Regions from separate parts of the Homo sapiens genome. Here region 2 is linked to region 1. A link is a loop called in an ENCODE intact Hi-C map of the cell type or tissue named here. Cell type or tissue: ovary. All regions are shown on one strand. Each heading gives the region's core, and the rest is flanking DNA. Links, peaks and the distances in the headings are about the cores only.

The links. Peaks named below come from ENCODE experiments on the same cell type or tissue, not always from the same donor. Only the 100,000 strongest peaks of a DNase experiment are listed, where the experiment ranks them.
Region 2: it touches region 1 in a loop (21-fold over the local background); 4 of 110 quality-filtered maps call a loop at or near these places.

The regions. Positions count from the first base shown.
Region 1 is chr5:24,640,589-24,648,999 of GRCh38, forward strand. CDH10 (cadherin 10) reads right to left here and starts at 4,390. Exons shown (of 12, transcript NM_006727.5): 1 at 4,006-4,390. It overlaps LOC124901174 (a long non-coding RNA gene), which reads left to right and starts at 4,121. Exons shown (of 2, transcript XR_007059125.1): 1 at 4,121-4,484; 2 at 4,723-4,926. RefSeq lists an enhancer at 4,087-4,682. In ovary, for the core only: no CTCF peak of the experiment used is centred there; a DNase peak (open chromatin) is centred at 4,450.
Region 2 is chr5:26,007,578-26,015,988 of GRCh38, forward strand. It overlaps the pseudogene RNU4-43P. Among named protein-coding and RNA genes, the nearest start is that of TRK-CTT9-1, 190 kb to the right of the region's middle. RefSeq lists an enhancer at 2,133-2,634. In ovary, for the core only: no CTCF peak of the experiment used is centred there; no DNase peak of the experiment used is centred there.

The sequences.
Region 1 (8,411 bases), core at 270-8,269:
TAATGTTTCTGACAAACTCTCTAAGGATACGAAACCCTTTACTGAAAGGCATTTTTATATGAAGGCATTTCAATCTCCCACAGGCAGGCATTATTTTGAAGGAATGCTACATTTTATTTCCTAAAATGATGTAAAATGTGATTTTATTGTATTCCTTCTTATTTAATTTGCAGCTTTCCCTTTCTTTAGTTCCATAATGTTTAACCAATGTCTCTTAAAGTGTATAGGTCATCACATACATTGCCAGAAAGAAATCAGATAAAAATATAAAGAAACTGATGAAAATAAAGCACTTTCATTCTTAAAAAAATCAAGAGTTACTTTTTTGTGAGAAGTTGCATTGATAAGAGAGTTAAGCAAAAGTTGTATTAATAATTTTTAAACAGGTCAGATTATTTCAACTCATCATTGTTAATATTTCATTAAGAATAATACATTCCCAGAAATCTACAAATTTAATGTGATGGGTCTTATTTTTTGACAATATGTGTCTACAGTTAGTTCAAGTGAGTGATGACAAGAAGGTATGGGAAAAGCAAAATGGACTTATACGCTTTAGGTGCCCTTCTATTCAAGAAAGACAGGAGAAATGGATTATAAAAGGGCTCAAGGGCTCATACTAAAATGTCAAGTGAGGTGAGACTGCTCTACAGTCAGAAAAGAAGAGGGCACAGGCGACCCAGAGCTGATATTGTTATCTTAGAAAACAGGCATTGCTTGGTAATTGTTTGAAATTGTTTCTTGTTCTTATGCATGAAAAAAAAATCTGTAATTTTGAAGGTTGAACTTATTGGGGTAAATGCAGAAAATTATATGAATGCTCCGTGAATATCATCCAAAGGTTTCAACTAGAAAGGAAAAAGGCAGATTTTCTTTTAAATTTAGGACTTGTATTTTTTCTGTAGATTTCAGATTATTGTAATTATGACAAAACAATATATTTTTGTGAACTCATTGGTCTGTGTAAGTGTCAAGAAAAGATAAATAGATTTGTCTGTGCTAACTTTCAGTTTTTCAAATATGCATCTATAGTGTCATTCCGAGAACGCTTCTTTTTACTACTTAAAATATCATAATATGAACCATATATTGTACTTAGTATAACGCTTAATCAATTTTACCATTGCTCAGTATACGTTTAAGAAGGATGAGGAAATGTTTCTTGCTACTTGGTTTTTAACTTCAATCTATTCCAGACATGACTGTTAAATACAATATGGTTAGTAAGTTGTCTCTTTTGAAACCCTATTCCAGATAATATGTTGGGTTAATTGAAAGTAGAGTTTTCAAACATAGACCTGAAATTTAGAGATCAAATATCTGCATAAAATTACTTATAATTGGCATAAATAATTTTACTGTTTTTCTATTTATAATTTCAGTATTTTACAAGTACTTCTAATGTGACAGCAGTATTAGAATGTAATTTGCATAGTAGAAATCAGAATATAATATGGCTAATGCTTTTAATACCCAAGGGCTACACTAGAGATAGTTGGGTTTGCATCACTGGTTTGTATTAATTGCTTACTATGAAACACTATTACTGATAATAACACTTAACAAGAATATGGTTCACTTTGCTGCTGATTCAGCATCATCAGAGCCAATACTGCTGCTGTGCTGCAGCCTAGTGGAATGATTTGGTATAAAAATGACATATTCCAGTAAGACGTGTTATCACTTACTGCAAAGTAGGTTAAGAGACATAGGAAATCAGTCATAAGCACAGAAATCCCCCAGATAGTATATACTTTGCCTCAGTTATTTGCTTATATAAAAAATTAAGTAAAGGTCAAGAAATTCACCCTATTTTTTATGCAAGATTCATATATTTTGGAATTAACCTTTCCAGTTTCAAGTAGTCTATTTTTCAACAAGAAAAAAAACATACCTCTTCCAGATTACACTAACTTTGTAAATAACGTGTCAGAAATATCACTCTAAATTAAAATCAGTTTTGTATCCTCTCTTTTTCTTTTTTAAAGAAAATCCCAGTGTGGGTAAAAATCTAACAATGAAATATTAAATTGATTACCTGCATAGCACTGTTCTAATTAATAAACAGTTTCTATAAACATCAAGGAACATCACCTAGAGCATTAATCAGGTACCAAACAATTTAACCATTGACTTCACACATATGCATATGTAGGTGGATGCTCATACAGTTTACCTTCTTTTTTCCCATTTCCCAGAGATTTTGGTTTTGTTTGTTGTTTTTTTTCCCCCAAACCTTTAAGTGTATGAAATTCTATTCTTTGATTGAAGTCAGGGAAGGCGTATGCATTCACCAGAGAAGTCAATTTGTTCACAGCAAGTATTTGAAACCCAAGAAGTATCTGATTTAATGAAAGCAGACATTGACTCACACTTTAATAACACAGCCAAAAAAAAAAAAAGTGAAAGAAGTATTTCTTTATATTTTTATCATCAGAATGGGTTTGCATCTGACGTGTCCCTAAGGCACAGATCCACGCTGTTTACACCTGTGCACTCTCCAGTCTCTTCACCACATCCCTCCCCAAATAAACCATTACTTCCTTATGCATTGCACATTGAATACATATGTGCCACATTTAGTACACTCGGGGGAGCGGGGTGCAGATTATCTATGCGACTTAGCATTTACCTGTGTTTCTAGGACATAACCTCTTTCTTTCTTCTTCATCACTTTTAACTAAAAATGAACATACGGCTCTGTCAATGACATAATGTTTTCATGAAAGTTCTACTAATTAAAAATCCTCACCATACCAGACCTAAAAAATGAGCACACTCTTGCCAAGTGTTATTCACCACAGAGAAGCTCTTGTAGCTACGTTTTAAAGGAAGATAGAGAGGGGGATGGTATGGAGGGAGAAAGTCTACTAACATATGCATTGAAGTATAACAGTTGTCAACATCAGAAGGACAGATTATTTTTAATACAGATCCTTCAAGAAAAAAAAAAAGAGGAGAAAAAATAATGTATCTCCAAAGAGCTGAGAAGTAATGGATGTGCAGTTTTGGATAATAGAAGCTTTCACTGGAATGAAGGAATGAAGGACCACAATTATAGGAAACATCTGTTTTTTCAAAGCAAAAGATGATAGGTCATTTTTAAAACAATATTTGTCTTTGTACCTGTAGACTCCCCTTTTTTCATAATAAGGAGACAGTAGGTTTTTATTTTAGTGGCATAAAAACAATTTCAGACTACTGCTTTTGCCCATAGTTACAGTGCTATCAATAGTTACTTGTTGGGGACATGCATTTATACTTGCAATATGCTGCATTAATTTAACAACACATAAAATATGGATTTTATTGCAGCAGAAACAATAAATGCTGCAACTGCTGACTACATGCATTTACTCTCCCTCTCTTTACCTCTCTCCCCCCAATACTTCTGACTCAGATATAAAATTGAAAATAAGAATTCTGCCTATTCTATTTCTGATGAATGTCAATCTATTGTATTTATGTAGATGCTTAGTGACCATTGACAGTTTCAAGGAATCTGTCTTCTGCCTGTCATTTCTGTTTATATTGAACGTACAATGAACTATGACTACGAATAAGTGCAGAGTGAATCCATTCATATGGAATGCAAAGTAATGTTAGATGATGTTAGAGTTCACAGTAACAATGTTATCTCTTGAACTGATTTTTAAAATAAAAATGAACAAGTCTGGGCATGACAAATTCACTTCATAACATATTTTTTAGCATTTGTTCCAAGTGAATGAATTCACAAACTCTAATATCATGACCCACTGTTGAGCATAATATATAATTTATCCAGCTTTACATTGCCTATATAGATATTCGAAGCAGTTGTTTCTAGAATTAAATATATAGAGTTGTATGCTTATTTAAGTATTAAAGATAATTATTTTGAAATAATTGCTAAACACAACTTAAAAACAAACATTTATCTCCTCCCTCTCCCCCCCCACCCCTCAAGTGGAGGAATATATAATACCTTAACGGAGTTAAAAGAAAGAGGTGAAGTCTTCCTACCTTTTTTATCAGCTTCTGGATAATGGAAGTTGGTTCCAGCCAAAATAACCCAGGAGAAATTGTCACTATGTCCCCTTTTTGTTTGTTTTCGGCTGTTATTTTCTATCACTGATTCTACTTCAATCTAACTCAAGCTCTTTCTCAGCATCACTTTTAACTCTGGACAGCAGGGAACCGAAGAAAACGGGGGCGAGCTCTCTCTGATTGGCTTTCATTCAGTGCTTCTGATTAAGGGGAAAGGAAAAAAAAAAAAAAGGAAAGGGGGGAAAAAAGCTCTTCCTCACACGGAGAGAAAGGTTCTGCTGATAGAGCTGCAGCACTCGCCATGGGAAGGTTAGAGACTGTGGAAGTGCTGGCTTCTGCGAGCACACAGCGATTTGCAAGTGAATGCGAGGGGAGGGCGCATCCGAGAGGAGGGCTTTGCTTGAAAGGCGTCCCCTCCCCCGCAGGGCAGAAAGACTCTCTGTTTCAAGGCTAAGGTAATCAGCCCAATCTAATCCGCCTGTGTCCGTAATACAATCTCAGGAACAGGACTGCTTCTTGCAATTTTTTTTAAAAAAAGATAGTTCTTCTGGAATATATATTCCTGCACCGTCCTTACACCAGACTACCGAAATCCAAGTATTATCAGAGCGCCAAGTCAAATTGCAACCAGATTTGATATGTTACCAGAGTGATTTTTCGTTGTGATTTTAAATGTTTATTTTTTGCTTTCAGGGAACTTTCTCGGCTTGATTTTCCAAATCCCTTCTCTTGTTGCTTATTGTCACAGGAGTGCATACCTCGCTCATCATTTTGGAATGTCCGCGAGCCAGTCTTCTCTGCCTAATCTTTGCATTTTAATACTTTATAGATAAAATATTTTATTAAAAATGTAAATATGTAATTAGTGTTATTAAAATATTTAGACTTTGAACTTGACACAGTCTCCTTTTTTTTCTTTTTAACGTTGTTTTTTCTCATAAATACGGGTTTCATACCCAAATGAGTGTGTGGACAGATGTAAATACATTTGGATTGTTCTATCTACTTAAACATCTAACTGTCTCGCTATTTATCAATCTCCACATCAAATTGCAATCAACCAAACCTTACCAAAGGATGTCAGTATAGCTCCACAAAGTAATTAACATCTTTGCATTTTTCCGGCTACAGGTAGATTCCTTTTAAAGTGCCATCCATAAATAAATTATATACACATATACATACATATATGCATATAAATACATATATGTCAATTATAGTTTTAAAGCTAGAGGAGAAATTACGAAGATCATTTTGGGCTGTTATTATTATTATTTCTTTAGCAGATAAAAATGCTCAGAATGTTAAATTGTCACAGGACTAACTGGAGGCGGGGTCAAAGCTGTAATACCACACTCCTACTTCCAGTTTAGTATTGTTTCCGGTTGCCATACTGCCTCCTCTGTACCTGTTTGATCATTCTAACAGTCAACAGGCCCCTTACATAATCAGCACAATGAAAAAGGAAGAAACTCAATCTGAGGGGCAAAAAAGAAGTGAGAGGGAGATTCAAAATTAGATTCCAAAAAGGTTTTAATGTATCACAGTGTTATTATATGATGAATTTTACCAATTAGTTTTATATTTGAAAACACCAAACATTTCCACTGAGCTGAACAGCTAAATGACATTTAGAGCAGAAATGGACTTTTGAAACTCTTAATTTTACAGACGATGGCATTAAGATCAGGAAAATTTTATGGCCCCTCTAAAGTTTGATAATAATAGAGCTAGAATTCTGAATTATCACCGTATCATTTGCCCATAGTTTTTGTTATGTTTTGTATGTTTTCTTCGACAGGGTGCCTTAATTTCAGAGTCAAGTGAAAATAGATATTCAGTTTTTTACCTCTGATACGTATATTTGTGTGTATTTGTGTTTGCCTGGTATATGTGTGTATTCAATATAATACTGTTATTGACATGTTAAATTAGCTATCAAGAGAAATTTATAATATTTAATTAAATGCAGCAGGTTAGGTACACACACACACATTGTTCTCTTATTAAATTAACTATTTCCATATGTTTGTTTAGTGCTAATTTCAAAATGTATGACTACATAATGTGAAGAATTTGGGGGTTACATTTAAATGGGTCGAGAAAATAACCAAAGGCTAAGATCTGAGGTAAATTGCTATTTTATTAATTAGAATACATGTTGAAATGATGTATTCCCAAAATAACATTTTCTGAATTATATAGTTTATGCTTCTCTTACATAGGTTTTTGGTTGGTGTGTTTATTCTGCCCTGTCTAGTCATCAGAAACTCAGCTTCCTTCTGTCTTGATGCTCAATGTTTTTAAGGAATTGAACTCATTTATATGATCCAGGAGAGATCACCACACATCTACCTTCTAGAAAAAGGAATAAAAGGAACAAGAGAAAGTTGCTCCCGTCCTTTGAAAAATGTGACCCTGAACATGTACATGTCACTTTCATGATCTCATTGGGTGGAATTTAGACACTTGGTCACACATTGTTGCTAGGGAGGCTGGGGATGTGGTATTTACTCTCACTATTTGCCCAGCTAAAGTCACTGGTGCTATTAGGGAGGTGACAGAATTGGGTACAAACAGCAGGATTGTCTATTATATTCATGTATTATAGAGTAGTATATTTGGTATAATGTACTTTTTTGGAGAAAAGCAAATTTTTATTCTAGTTTAAAATTAAAATTATGTTATAATGCTAGTGAAAGGTATCTATACAAAATAACGTTAATAATATTTTAACATTTATGAAACAATTGTCAGTTATTGCATTTTTTCTTTTTTTGATCAAGTAATATAATTAATAAATAATAGGCAAAGCATCCATGTATTCCAAAGTTCAGGGGATCTAGTTATAGATGTGAGAGAATGAAGAGGAAAACATTTGAACAATAAATGAATTAAACCCATTCACATTTTTCTTAATGCTCATCTTAGAAAGACTCTATATCTGAGATCAAATGCCATCCTATCGAATATACGCCCTAGTAATTAAAATTAAAATAAAGAATAAACAGAACATTGACTAAAATGTAAAACTTCTGACAATGGGTTTTGTTTTATTAAACAATATTATTTTTCATTTTCTTTATTTCACAATATAAATGAGTTAACTTAGGATTCTGCAAGTTTTTCTATTTCTTTATAATTTTCCCTCCAAATCTTATGTGAAATAGTCTTGTGAATTAGATAGGGTTTTCCTGTTGTTACCAATATCAGGAAACTGGTAGCACGTGGGAAGTGAAATGAATAAATGAAATGTAAAAGGGACAGTAAACTCTCAATGAAATGAATGGGTCAATATCTCGCAGAAATGTCCTTTAATATGAGGAGAGGCCATATATCAACTACAAGCAAATAAAAGTTAATGAAAACTTTTGCAAATATATTTCTATATACAACTTTTAAAACTAAATAGGAAATTGCACAGAAAATACCTTACTACAATCATACAGCACTAAGAAAATTTGAAAGCATTCTATTATTAATATAATAATGGGACTCAATGACGGCTGATCTCTTCATTGCAAATGTGAAAGATCCAATTTGAGTAAAATCAATTAAATGAAACAACCTTCCATTTTGTATGAAACTATTACATGCCTAGAAGTTGTCATGCTGTTGCTAAACAATAAGCTTAACTGCACAAGACTTTACTTGCTGAGCAGCTATGTGCTTATTTTAAAACACTAGCTTCTTAGCCACCCTTTCCTCGGTTTCTTTGAATGTTATGAAAAATAATATCAATTTCCATTTTCTGTTAGGAAGTTACTGAAACCTAGTTATCTCACTAAGTCTATGAAACAAAAGTAAAGAGTGTCCACATTGCTTCACTCTCCATAAATATGTTGGCAGAATAATAATTTGTCATAGTCTGTTTGACAACATTTTTGCTAAACTCCTTCTAGTCTGCCTTAAAGGACTGTACAGACTTGGAAAATTAAAAATCACATTTTCCTTACAGCTAGTGTTTGAGGTAGGAGTGGAGGGTGATTCATATTCAGTTTTTCAGATGCCCTCATCATCTTTAATTAGAAACAGAGTTAAATAAGCAGAAAGGCAAGATGCAAGGTATTTATTTCACTACCATAGTAGCTGAGGAAGCATGGTTTTGCAGTTACCATAATCTGGGGGCAGTATTGGGAGCTTTTTTTTTGGGAGGGGGGGACGGAGTCTAGTTCTGTCACCCAGGTTGGAGTGCAGTGGCATGATCTCAGCTTACTGCAACCTCTGCCTCCTGGGTTCAAGTGATTCTCCGCCTCAGCCTCCTGAGTAGCTGGGATTACAGGTGCCTGCCACCGTGCCCAGCTAATTCTTGTATTTTTTTATAGAGACAGGGTTTCACTGTGTTGGCCACGCTGGTCTCAGACTCCTGACCTCGTGATCCG
Region 2 (8,411 bases), core at 100-8,099, 1.4 Mb after region 1:
ATAGCCACTGATTTTCTTTTTTATACTCAAAACTTAAATTTCTCTGCTGGAGTCCTTTCTTCTTGCCTTCATTAAGTGCAAACAAAATTGATATTTTCGGTGCCATTTCATAAAAATAGTTTTTTTTCTTTTATAATAATTTTCACAGGAAGAATTATGTTTAGTAATAGCAATTTGTTCAAAAAAATAAATAAAATGTTGATATACTAGTGTACTCAGCTGAATTCTAACAATTTTTCTTGCTTTGTCTATGAGAAATAAGGAATGCAGGTGTACCACAGAAATATAGTGGGTTAAGTTTCAGACCACCTCAATAAAGTATCACAGTAAAGAAAGTCAAACATTTTTTTGGTTGCTGGTTGCTTGGTACATATAAAAGTTACATTTACACTATAGTTTTCTTAATATGCATATTAATAATTTACTTTATACTGTAGCAATAGTATTTTATCGAAAAATCAATGTACATAATTTTAAAATACTTTATTGTTAAAGCATGATCATCTGCATCTTCAGCAAGCCATGAAGTTTAGAATAATATAGAACAATAGAGAATTTCTAACAATGACATACAGTATTATCTGCATTCAAAGAAATATAAACAAGTACAGAAATTAATTCATTAATTTTATATTACAGTTATGCAACTTGCACTAATTAATATTTAAGGCTACAAAGGGCAATATCACTTCTCATAAATTTCTGGCAATTGTAAATTTAATACCCCAAATTGTGAATATTCTCATCTTTTTTTGAGATTCTACATGTAAACAAATATCCTGCAAGTTAATATATTTAAAATGTAGTTCTAGTATTTTCTAAAATCATCAGTTGATATGGTTTGACTGTGTCCCCACCCAAATCTCATCTTGAGTTGTAGTTCCCATAATCTCCACGTGTCATGGGAGGGACTCAGTGAGAGGTAATTGAATTATAGGGGTAGGTCTTTCCCATGCTGTTCTCATTATAGTGAATAAGTCTCATGAGATCTGATGATTGTATAAAAGGGAGTTCCCCTGCCCATGCTCTCTCTTGTCTGCCAATGTGTAAGATGTGACTTTTCTCTTCATTTGCCTTCTGCCATGATTGTGAGGTCTCCCAAACCATGTGTAACTGTGAGTCAATTAAACATCTTTCCTTTATAAATTACCAGTCTCAGGTATGTCTTTATTAGCAGTGTGAAAATGAACTAATACATCAATATTTGTGTCATTGGGTGAGTCAGAATTGGAATACATATCAAAGAACCTGTAGCTCAGAATTCTTTTTACCAAACAATCGGCTTCACACATCACAGCAGTGATATATGAATACTACATTTCCTTTTTTAATCATAAAAATAATGTCCCATAATAAAACCTAGAAGAGTACTCTGAGAATACATTCATATTTATGTATATATCGATATATCTACACCATGGAGAAAATTAAAAGTTAAGACAATTACAATTTTTTTTTTGCCATGTTTAGAAGTTTGTGGAAAATAAGATTGTCTTTCATTCACTATGAATCAGAGTGCCTTTGATTTTTTTTCCAGCACAAAAAGTGGAAATTGAATTAGGTAAGTACATTTATACATTGAAGGTTTGGAACTACATGTGGAAATGTATTAAGTTTATTAACAATGTTTGAGAAAATAATAATGATGGAAAGAAGAGTTGGTTCTAAATGAGAAGAACCCAGTGATATAACTAACTCTGCCTAGTCATTTGAGTAAATTTAACCAAGTCTCTTATTGTCTTTGAATTATATTTTCTGAAGTGTAAAATTAATATTTCTTTCAATGCAAATGAAAGATTTACTGAGCATCTTCTCTAAATGAAGTACTTCAATGTGTTATAAAGATGAGTCAAAGATGGTCTCTGTATATTAGCTCCTAAGATGTTTATTTCTTCACAGCATGCTGAGATCTGTTCACTCAAAAGTCTGCTAGTGCCAAACTCAAAATTTTATAAATCTAATGTTTCTTGTGTTTTAATGGTTTCAGGAATGTTTCCCCAGCAAAGAAATAAAATATTTTTTTCTATATTAATTTTTATAAACATGTAATATCCTAGTCTATTTGGGCTGCTACAACAAAATACCACAAAAAGGTTGGTTTATAAACAACAAATAAACAGATTTTTAGGCACTTTGTCCTCACAAAGTTATGCCCATCGACCAGCTGTTGCTGCTCTTCAGAGGTCTCTGACCCAGAGACAATCTTTCAGGCTACTGGGGAACATCACTGAGATATGTAAGTCCCCTCTCCAATACCCCTTTTCTCCAGAGTTCACTGGCCCTTCTCCTCTTCTAGACGTTCCCCGAAGTGAGGATTTGGAGAACGTGCAAACCAATGTATCCCCCAGTAAAGTCGTGTGTGCTGCTGCCGCCTTCTGGTCATGGCTTTTTCCTTGTTCAGCTCTGAAATCCCTCAGACCTCCTGCTACTAACAGAGCCTTTATTAATGTCACTAGGGTTGACCAGATTACTATTTATAAACTGCTTTATTGAGAGATGTTGATATAAAAAAGCTGTACGTAGTTTGGAGATAAGTGAAACCCAGGAAACACTGCCCACAATGCTAAACTTATAGAAGCATAACAGAAAGATGGGTTCTGGAGGCTGGTGGTGGGATGGGGGGCGGGGGGTGAGTAGTGGGGAGCTGTTGGTCAAAAGGTGCAAAGTTTCAGTTATAGAAGATGAATGAAACATTATATTTAAGTTGTCTTCAAACTAGATATATATTTTTTCTTAAAAATAGCATTCAGTGAGTGTTGGCTTTCTGATTATCACTGCAATATATACGGCCAGTAAACAAAGTTTAGAAATTCCAAAATATAAGAATAAAAATATCTATTACTACATTTTTCAGTTTAAGTCACAGTGCTGTTCATGAGAGACATAAAATAACTGACGTTTTAAAAATCTCGCTTTGACACATCTAGTAAATGCTTTTCCAAATACATCATAGCAATTCAGTCGGGTACAAAGAAACAGACATTCATGTTCCAGATCTTTGCCAGTATTGACCATTGTAAATGTAAACAAAAAGGGGAGATTTTTAGTTTTATAGTTGAAAATGGAATATCATTTTATTACACATTTTATTACTATCTAGTGAAACACTGGAACATTTTTTTAGACCCTTAAGAAATTGACATTATTGCATACCTATTTTTCAGTCATTATCTTAGCATTATCTATATAAATATAATATAAATATATATCAGATATTATGAACCTTTATTTTTAATTTTTAAATTTATATATATTAAATATTCTTATATCTGAAACTATTTTTCCTTGTAGTTTTTCATTTTTTCATTGTTTCAGAAATGACTTCCCAAAAAGAGATAAAATATTTTTTTCTCTATTTTTTTTTATACTTAAATATTTTAGCCCATTTGGGCTGATATAACAAAATATCAGAAATGATTGGCTTATAAACAACGAATATTTGTTTTTTACAGTTCTGGAGCCTGGGAAGTCCAAGATCAAGCCACCCACAGATTCAGTGTCTGGTCACAGCCCTCTTCCTTATGGGTAGCACATTGTTCCTGTGTCCTCATGTGATGGAAGAGGCAAAGCAGCTGTCTTGGGCCTCTTTTATAAGGACGCTAATTTTATTCATGAGGGCTCTGTCCTAATGAGTTAATCACCTCCCAAAACTCTCATCTCCTAATGCAATCACTTTAGGAGTTAGGATTTCAACATATAAATTTTGAGGGGGACACCAGCATTCAGACTACAGCATTGAATACCTTTATTCTCCAAGAGTTTGTATGCTGGTCACATTTCCATTGTTATGATAAAATATGCATACCGTAGCATTTACTATCTTCACCATTTTTAAGTGTGTAATTCAGTGGCATTAAATACATTCACATTATTGTGCAACCATCACGTCACCACCGTATATCTCCAAAACTTTCTCAGCTTCCAAACTGAAACTCTTTGCTTATTAAGAAATAACACCCCATTTCCTCTTTCCCTCAGCCTCTGGCATCCACCACTCTACTTTTTATATCTATGAATTGGGTGTGTCATATCAGTTGTATTAGTGAAATTGTGCATGGACAGAGACCTCTTTAATCTCACCCCAGTCAACTTTACCTACTTACTGAGAATGATCATCAAGCCCCTTTCTGGTTATCATTTAATGTCTCCCAGCTAAGTGTTAATATCTAACACTTCTAAGAAACTTGATTATTTAAAAGTGCTATGGGAAATGATTTCAATCAATTACCAAAGTTAACCAATCTGGTAGAGATCTAAGGTGGTAGCTCAGGCCACAAACCTAATTTTATGATATTACTACAACATTAAGTGTTTGGACGACAGTCTCTTACCTGTTCAAGGAATAGACCCATGTTTTTCCAACCTTGCAGTACAAAAAGCCTGTAGCCAAAGAGTCAGGTTGTTTCACTTTATGTATATAATAATATGGGGAATATGGAATAATATATATGATATATTATGTATAATATTATTTGTAATTATAATAATTACCATAAAACACCGTTTCTAGTAAAATATACATAGAAATTCAAATAAAGTTTATATTTAAGTTCCTTTCTAACAATGACTCTATTAATTTTATAACTGTTTAAGTCTTCTTTTCATTCTTAGAGTATAGACATGTAATTGTTACTGTGGGAATCAGTTAACTTGTCTTTCATATTTCATTTCCTAAGTGCTAAATGGAGTTTCCCTGGCAAAAGCTGTCTTTTGCTGTCAATATCTGACTCCCAGTTACATTTGCAGCACAAAGCATTTGAATTGACTGTTACAGTGTAAGATTTCTTGCAGCCTTATCTTTTATACACTTCCTATCTTGTTGTGGAAAAGCAAAGAAGGAAGCTTTCTGGGTCAAATGCTTATGTTCTGTTGAAGATTAAAGAATATATATTCACTACTTATGTGACATTATAATTTCTTTATTCTAATCATTAATAATATTGAACTTAACTATCCATAATGTAAAAGTAAATGCATTACCATAGAAATATGTGCTTCTTATGAAATTATGGAACATTTTTTCTAGTTTATTATATATTTAAATACATTATAGTTTTAAAAGCAAAATGTTATAACATGCCCAGAGTGGTATAAGAATAAAATAACGTTTCAATAGAAATTTCCTCTCTTTGAACTTCAATTTATAGACAATACATAAAGCTAGAAATATGTTGAAACTTTCTAATAAAACTCAATGAATTTTCTCTTTTAATCAGAATTATTAAACGAAACAATTCAAAATAACTAACATGTTATACAAATATAATAAATTACACAGTGGATTTTTAAACTTGTACAAATAGTTTATAACAGCTTTGCACATTGGCAGTATTATAGCTAGAGGTTTATTCAAGAAGTGATTATTGTTAATTGAAAACTTTCCTGTTACCTCACCACGATGACTTGTAATATAATCAACATTGGTAATTTTTGATATTATCCAAAAAAACTAAAAAAATGGTTTATAACAACAAATGCCAGTTAATATATAAAGCATAAAGTAATGTTTGTATGCCTTGAAATGAGTATAATTGATTAAACAAGTATAATAGTGACAAATTTTTTAACTTTTACTGAAAAGCTGAGATTTCTGAGCCTTAATACAAATAGATAAATAATAAGTTGCTAAACTTATTATTAGTTGTTGCTAAATTATAATGCTTTTTTTGTTTTTTTTTTTTTTTTGGAAGGATCTCACTCTGTTGTCCAGGCTGGAGTACAGTGGCGTGATCTCGGCTCACTGTAAACTCTGCCTCCTGGGTTCAAGTGATTCTCACACCTCAGCCTCCCAAGTAGCTGGAACTGCAGGCATCTGCCACCACACCGAGCTAATTTTTGTATTTTTAGTAGAGACAGGGTTTCACCATGTTGGCCAGGCTGGTCTTGAGCTCCTGACCTCAAGTGATCCACCCGCCTCAGCCTCCCAAAATGCTAGGATTACAGGCGTGAGCTTCCATGCCTGGCCTAAACTATTATTCTTAGAAAACTAATTTTAATATGTGGACAATACTGGAAGAAATACAGTAAATGCAAATTAACTTATAAAATTGATAGATGTATTTTAACTAAGAGGAATAAATGTCTAACAGAATGGCACTAAAGCCAATTACAATAGACTTAACTTATTTAATAAATAAGATGCATACATTTGAGATTTCTTATGAAGATATAGCAACAACTTTTCAGAAAACATTTTATTCAATTTGATAAGAAAATTTGTGTGGCAAGTTTTAATAGAGTAAGGATAGAAGAAATATTTTAATTCATAGAGTAGAGAGTCACAGCAGTTAAAATTATTTTATGAAGAAAATATAAAATAGCACTTTTTATTTGAACCCTAACTTAAGAATAAGGAATGTTAGGCATCATTTAAATTTTTATGAAAATAATAAAATGCCCTACTTTCACCGTTTTAACTAAAGAAAGAAAAAAATGGTTCAGGGGAAAACAGTTATAGAGATGTAGATTTTGACTCAGACTGAAAAATGAGAGACCATCAAATCAGTAAAGAAAATAATTTAGAAATAGACATATAAAGTCACATTCAATATGACCATGCTGAAAAGAAAAGAGAATATGTTTATTTTGTTGAAACAAGGAGCAATTTATACAAAGAAACATGGCAGGTAATAGTTGGTCTATGGAAATTTCACCAGAGGCAGTAGGAATGCATGGGCCAGATCAGACCAAGTGTCAGCGCTAGTTAGTTCTTAACAGAAAAAAGTACATGGAAGCAATAAAAATAGAGTGAATGTTAATCTCAGACTGCACATAATGACTACTAGACTAATTTATTCCCAAAGGATCACACAAGCAGTGAAATTCAGAGATAAAGCAGAATGCCTGCCAGACACCAAGCTGTTATTAGAAGTGGCAGACATGCAGTGTGTGATTAAAGAAGCAGTAATAGTTGAAATAATTTACTGTGCAAATTTCAGTTACCTGCACTTTCTTCCAGTCTATTAGTAACTGTTTCTAGCAGAACAAAGTCTTAGAATAGGGGACCTGTATAATTCACTGGTTCTTTACAGCCAGCAAACCAAAGATATGAGAGAGGCTCTTGACACAAACAAATGTACCATTTCATAAACTGACATCTCTATATTGCACATTTTTTCCATTTATACTTTTGAAAACTTTTACGTCTGTGTCAGTTAAAATGATTATCAACCTTGGTAACGTATTTTTCCTCATTTCAAAATGTACATAAATCTAGTTTCATATGGCCCACAGAACTGATGTCTATGACCAATAATTTCAATTATCTCGAAAAGTAAATGAAAAATGAAATTGATCCAATGGCCAAACACAAAACCTCAAAGTAAATCACATATTTCAGAACCTCGAGGTTCAATTTTGTGCCATAAACATTTATAATTTGGGGTGAATAAATAACTGTAACCTATAAAACATATTATTTATTGTGATGGTTAATTCTTTTTTTTTTTTTTTTTTTTTTGAGATGGAGCTTCGCTCTGTCGCCCAGGCTGGAGTGCAGTGACACGATCTCAGCTCACCGGTGGCTCCACCTCCCAGGTTCAAGTGATTCTCCTGCCTCAGCCCCCTGAGTAGCTGGGACTACAGGTGCCCGCCACTACGCCAGGCTAATTTTTTTGTATTTTTTTAGTGGACACTGGGTTTCACCGTGTTAACCAGATGGTCTCCATCTCCTGACCTCGTGATCCATCCACCTTGGCCTCCCAAAGTGCTGGGATTACAGACGTGAGCCACCGATAGTTAATTTCATGTGTTAATTTGGTTGGGCCACAGGATGCCTAGATAGCTGGCATTATTTCTAGTTGTGTCTGTGAAGATGTTTGCAAAAGAGTCTGATATTTGAATTCTACTTAGGAAAGCAGAGACTTCTCCCAAATGTGGATGAGTGTGATGGTTAATATTGAGTGTCAACTTGATTGGATTGAAGGATGCAAAGAATTGTTCCTGGGGTGTGTTTGTGAGGGTGTTGACAAAGGAGATTAACATTCGAGTCAGTGTACAGGCAGAATCACCCTCAACCTGGGTGGGCGCCACCTAATCAGCTGGCAGCTTGGCTAGAATAAAGCAGGTAGAAGAAAGTGGAGTGGGGAGACTTGCTGGGTTTTCTGGCCTTCATCTTTTGCCTGTGCTGGATGCTTTCTGCCCCTGAACATCAGACTCCAAGTTCTTCAGCTTTTGGACTCTTGGACTTACATCAGTGATTTTCCAGGGGCTCTAGGGCCTTCAGCTGCAAACTGAAGGCTGCACTGTTGGCCTCCCTACTTTTGAGGTTTTGGGGCTCGGACTGGCTTCCTTGCTCCTCAGCTTCCAGAAGGCCTATTGTAGGATTTCGGCTTCTGATAGTGTGAGTCTATTCTCCTAATAAACTCCCCTTCATATATACATATATCTTATTAGTTCTGTCCCTTTAGAGA